2 separate regions of the Homo sapiens genome follow, and region 2 is linked to region 1. A link is a loop called in an ENCODE intact Hi-C map of the cell type or tissue named here. Cell type or tissue: endothelial cell of umbilical vein. All regions are shown on one strand. Each heading gives the region's core, and the rest is flanking DNA. Links, peaks and the distances in the headings are about the cores only. Region 1 overlaps EVA1C (eva-1 homolog C). Region 2 overlaps CFAP298-TCP10L (CFAP298-TCP10L readthrough).

Region 1 (2,915 bases), core at 276-2,775:
TTTAATGGCTTAAAACAAAATGTTTATTACTGTGGGACAGGAATTCAGGGATAGTGTAGTCTGGCAGTTCTTGCTCAGTCTCACGGGGTTTCAGGAAGTTGCAGCCCGGATGGTGGCTGGGGCTGCAGTCCCCTGAGGGCTGGACTTGCAAGGGGACTGGCTCATGGGTGGGTGGTTTGGTGCTGATTGTTGGTGGGAAACGTGAGTTTCTCCCCACATGAGTCTCTTATGTGTCCTTACAACACGGCAGCTGGCTTCCCCCAGAGAAAGTGATGCAAAAGAACTGGTGGAGCCATACGCTCTCACCTCCCCCGTACGCCCTCACCTCCCCCGTACGCCCTCCCCTCCCCTCCCCCGTACGCCCTCCCCTCCCCCGTACGCCCTCCCCTCCCCCGTACGCCCTCCCCTCCCCTCCCCCGTACGCCCTCCCCTCCCCCGTACGCCCTCACCTCCCCCGTACGCCCTCCCCTCCCCTCCCCCGTACGCCCTCCCCTCCCCCGTACGCCCTCACCTCCGCCATACGCTCTCACCTCCCCCATACGCTCTCACTCACCCTCACCTCTGCCATACGCTGTCCCCTCCGCCATATGCTGTCACCGCCACCATACATTATTGGTCCCCCACACAAGCTCTGGTTCACGGTGGGAGGAGGCTGCACAAACGCACGAATTCCAAGAGATGAGCCTCACTGGGGACCCTTTTGAAGGCTGTTATGAGCTAACTTATGTCCTCCCCAAATTCATATACTGAAGTCCTAACTCCCGGTACCTCAGAACGTGACCTTATTTGGGGATAGGGTCTTTAAAGAGATAATTAAGTTTTATATATATATATATTTTTTGAGACCACGTCTCACTCTGTCGCCCAGGCTGGAGTGCAGTGGCTCGATCTCAGCTCACTGCAACCTCCGCCTCCCAGGTTCAAGCAATTCTCCTGCCTCAGCCTCCCAAGTAGTTGGGACTACAGGCACGCACCACCAAGTCCCACTAATATTTTTGTATTTTTAGTAAAGACGGGGTTTCACCATGTTGGTCAGGCTGGTCTCGAACTCCTGACCTCAGGTGATCCTCCTGCCTCGGCCTCCCAAAGTGCTGGGATTTCAGGCATGAGCCACCGTGCCCAGCCTGATGTCTAATCTTGAAGGAGACTGACCCAAAGTCTTTTCTGAAAGATCTTACAGCAGGTGGGGTCCATCAGAATTTATGCCTCATCCGGCAGAAGAGAAACTGAAAGGAAGACATGAAAGTGACCATCACTGGTGACCAATGAACACCAGCAAAACAGCATTTTCACATGAGACAGGAGTGAGCTTTTCCCGAAGGCTGGGCCTGAGGCCGCCAGGCTTCAGAATGTGCCCCCTGTCTGGGCATCCACTGTGGTGCATAATTTCCCGCTGTGGTTTACATTTTCCGGGTGAGCTCCAGGGATTCTGCTATTTCCTTAATAAGAAGATGAGAAAAACCACACAATAGGCCTCAAAGGCTGGGCTAAGGCCACTCCGAGGCCAAGTGTGGGCAGGCCTGGACTTTTCAGCCAAAGATCGAGGTGCCAGAGGTTCCCACTGCCAAGACAGCGGCACTTAAGCAGCCAGCCTTATTATCTAAATAAACACAGGTTGGAAGGAGTAATTAACTTCAGTTTCACTGTTAAGTAATAGCCAAAAAGTAAAAATGTAAATGGTTGAATATCTTGTTATCACATGTATTGGGGGTGGAGGGCAGTTTGCCAGAAACAGAAGGTGCAGGCTGGGAGCGGTGGCTCACGCCTGTAATCCCAACACTTTGGGAGGCTGAGGCGAGTGGATTGCTTGAGGTCAGGAGTTCGAGACCAGCTTGGTCAACATGGGGAAACCCCATCTCTACTAAAAATATAAAAAATTTAACTGGGCATGGTGGCGCATGTCTGTAATCCTAGCTACTCGGGAGGCTGAGGCAGGAGAATCACTTGAACCTGGGAGGCGGAGATTGCAGTGAGCTGAGATCGTGCCACTGCACTCCAGCCTGGGCAACAGAGCAAGACTCTGTCCCTGCCCTCCCCAACCCCCCAGAAAAAAGAAGCAGCAGAAGGTGCAAATAAAATCAGCCTTGGAGGGAAATAACCACTAACAACAACAACAACAACAGAATCCTGCGAACCATTCAGAGCTCAGTGTCAACAAAGATACAGTCAGACCTGAATCAGACCTGAGTTGTCTTGGGCCTCTTCCTGTGGGTTCTTTCACTCTCACTAAAATAAATTCTTGCACTCCCAGAGTAACTGAAAAGTGCAAAAGCAACCCAGTGCAGTGGTTCTTTCCTGTGATCCCAGCACTTTGGGAGGCCAAGGTGGGAGGATCACTTGAGGCCAGGAGTTCAAGACCAGCCTGGGCAACATAGTGAGACCCCTATATCTACAAAAAAAATTTAAAAATTTAGCCAGGCATGGTGGCACATACCTGTAGTCCCAGCTACTCTTTTTTTTTTTTCTTCTTCTGTTAGCCTTAAGGAATATGGTCAGGCATATATCCTTAAAACTAAGAAAATATAGGTTTCCCAGGGTGCTCTCATAGAATTTTTGCAGCTGCATGCCTTGGTAAACTTTTTCTGGATAAGTTTGGCAGTATGTATTAAAAGCCTTGATGTTTGGAATACCCTTTAACAAAGCAACCTACTTCCAATAATTCCTATGGAAATATCATACTTGTTTGCAAATGTTCAGCTGTAAGATTATTCTACATAGCACTGCTTATAATATTAAAAAATAGAAATCATCTGAATGTCTGACAAAAGAGTATTATAAATAGGGTTGGATTCTTACACAGGAGGCTAAGGTGGGAGGATCACTTGAGCCCAGGAGTTGGAGGCTGTGGTGAGCAATAATCGTGCCACTACATTCCAGCCTGGTTGACAGAGCAAGGCCCTGTCTCTTAAAAAAAA
Region 2 (2,915 bases), core at 188-2,687, 83 kb after region 1:
AAATTGAGATTTCCTTTATAGATGTAAATTTCCTTTACAAAAGAGTTTCAAGGTAGCCAATTAAATTCCAGAAAGGTGCATTTTATTTCAATAGGGTGTCCTTTTTAATGTAACCACTGTTTCTTAGTTAAAATTACTGAGTTCAGGGTGGAACCCATTAGGGAACAGAGTCAAAAAAGCATCCTCTATGGCTGGCCTCCCGCATGGATAGGTCGGAACAAGAAGCAAGCCTATTTTACCTGACGGCCTAACTTTTATAAATACCTTATCTAGGATAGCTTTCTTTCCACCTTTAGGGTGGAATAGTAACTAAGCAAAGATTAGCAGATTTAATTTTTCTTATCAATTAGTTTCTTAAGCTTTTTATTTGCCTTTCATAAAATCTTTAAATAAAAAGATTGAAATCTTTTTAGAAGCTTCTGCATATCAATAGGCATCCCTAGATGAGACTAATTCAGGAGGCCTCATTTTCAAATGCATTTCTTCAGTGCAGTGTTGTTTATTTGGAACCTTCCATGGTAAATTATCTTTAGTAAGATTTCACCATTTCTGTAAGACTTTGCTGCTTCTGAGGCCTCATACTTATGCATCGTGAAAGGAAAATAAATCTTGGGGCCCCAAAATCACTAAGCTAAAGGGAAGAGTCAAGCTGGGAACTGCTTAGGGCAAACCTGCCTCCCATTCTAATTCAAAGTCACTCCTAAGCTCACTGAGATGAATGCATATCTGATTGCCTCCTTTGGAGAGGTTCATCAGAAACTCAAAAGAATGCAACCATTTGTTTCTTATCTACCTATGACCTGGAAGCCCCCTCCTGGCTTTCCAGACCTAACCAATATTCATCTTACAAATGTTGATTGATGTCTCATGTCTCCCTAAAATGTATAAAACCAAACTGTGCTCTGACCACCTTGGGCACTTGTCATCAGGACCTCCTGAGGCTGTCACAGGTGCGCATCCTCAACCTTGGCAAAATAAACTTTCTATATTAATGGAGGCCTGTCTCAAATATTTGGGGTTCACAGCATGTATAAGCCAGAAGGTACTCAGTTCTTCCAAAACTAAAGGTTCCATCTTTACCTGAAATATTGGCTTTGGAGATCAGGTTCCCTTAATCAACTTGGCTAATCATTTTTTTCCCTATCTAAGCCTGCAATAAAAATGAAACAAAGAGGAGAATAGAAAAATCCCCATGAATTTCCAAAAGCCAAATTTTACACCCCCTGCAATATTGCCATTTACTACTGGTTTCTTTCTGTCCCAGTCAGACATAAGAGGCCTATAACTGGATCCAAGCCAGCTAATTATCAGATCCAATCCGACCCCTTAGATAGGAATTTGAGCAAGATAAAAAATATCAGAGCTTAGTCCTCAGTGGGTCCAGTGGGTACCTTGCTTAGTCACTCAGCACTCATGGGGGTCATCAGAGGATCTACTTTGGATCTCACTTCTGATGCCACCTATTAAATGAAAAAACTTTGGCTGAATTAAATTTAAGAGTTTAATTTAGCAAAGAACAATTTGTGAATCAGACAGCCTCCTGAGCCAGAGTAGGCTCAGAGACTCTAGCGCAGCCACGTGGTAGAAGACTTACAGGCAGAAAAAGGAAAGTGACGTGCAGAAAACAGATGTGAGGTACAGAAACAACCAAATTGGTTGCAGCTCGGCAGGCATTTGCCTTATTTGAACATAGTTTGAACAGTTAGCCCTTGATTGGCCAAAACTTGGTGATTGGCACAAAAGTAGGCTTCAGTCTGTTTACATCTTCATTTAGGTTAAAGTTCACTATGTACAGAGAAGCCTTTAGGCTGAACTTAAAATACGTTAAAAGGCAGCTTTAGTCTAAACTTGATTTAACAATATAAAGAATTGAGGCAAAGAGAATTTCATAACTTGCTCAAGATCACAGAGAAATGAGAAACTTAGAATAACTCTCAAGTACTCGGACTCCAGACTGGATGCTGTTAACCTCCCCTAGACTCTCATGTCTATATTGCTTTTGGCCTATAACTTTTTCATGTGTGTGCATGAAATTGTGAACTTCTTTTCAGTGATAGTCTTGTGTTCTTATTTTATTACACTTTTTAGTTCTTCTTGAATATGGCTGCACCACTCTGAACACGCCTGATCTTGTCTGATCTCATGAAGCTAAGCAGGGTCAGGCCTGGTTAGTATTTGGATGGGAGGAATAGATCTTGAATTTTATAAATAGCACTCAGACATCTATTTTTATGCTTATTTTTAAATGTCTTGATAAAATGTTTGACTACTATTACATTCTTGGGAAAAATCTCCCTTTTTTGTGTTACACTTTTAATAATCACTAGATTTTGTTTGCTAAAATGTTATTTAGAATTTTTCATGTATTTTTCACTGGACTGTGATTTTTCTTTTTATATAACATCTTTTTTAAGGGTCTTTGTTAATATTACACTCAAGTTTTCTTGTTTTCTTTGCCCTGAATTCAAGCAGTTAAAAATCCATGGGAAATAGTTTTCCTTGACATTTTCTTTTTTTTTTTTTTTTTTGAGACAGAGTCTCGCTCTGTCACCCAGGCTGGAGTGCAGTGGCGTGATCTCGCCTCACTGCAACCTCTGCCTCCTGGGTTCATGCCATTATCCTGCCTCAGTCTCCTGAGTAGCTGGGACTACAGGTGCCCGCCACCACGCCTGGCTAATTTTTTATTTTTTGTATTTTTAGTAGAGACAGGGTTTCACTATGTTAGCCAGGATGGTCTCGATCTCCTGACCTCGTGATCTGCCTGCCTTGGCCTCCCAAAGTGCTGGGATTACAGGTGTGAGCCACTGCGCCCGGCCTTTTCCTTGACATTTTCAAAGAACTATGCATGTAATATTATAGTGACTGTTCACCCAGCCCCTTGCCCTAAAGCCTGGTAACATGATTAACTCATGATT

The links. A loop is a pair of places that touch in the nucleus more often than their neighbours do. Peaks named below come from ENCODE experiments on the same cell type or tissue, not always from the same donor. Only the 100,000 strongest peaks of a DNase experiment are listed, where the experiment ranks them.
Region 2: it touches region 1 in a loop (8-fold over the local background); 7 of 110 quality-filtered maps call a loop at or near these places.

What each region holds. Positions count from the first base shown.
Region 1 is chr21:32,477,396-32,480,310 of GRCh38, forward strand. All of the region lies in intron 4 of EVA1C (eva-1 homolog C), which reads left to right. Among named protein-coding and RNA genes, the nearest start is that of EVA1C, 66 kb to the left of the region's middle. In endothelial cell of umbilical vein, for the core only: no CTCF peak of the experiment used is centred there; a DNase peak (open chromatin) is centred at 1,496; H3K27ac peaks cover 1,584 bases.
Region 2 is chr21:32,560,979-32,563,893 of GRCh38, forward strand. CFAP298-TCP10L (CFAP298-TCP10L readthrough) reads right to left here. Exons shown (of 12, transcript NR_146639.2): 12 at 2,514-2,915. It also overlaps the pseudogene RNA5SP490. Among named protein-coding and RNA genes, the nearest start is that of TCP10L, 23 kb to the right of the region's middle. RefSeq lists enhancers at 351-1,142, 1,143-1,934. In endothelial cell of umbilical vein, for the core only: a CTCF peak has its summit at 1,571; a DNase peak (open chromatin) is centred at 1,573; H3K27ac peaks cover 310 bases.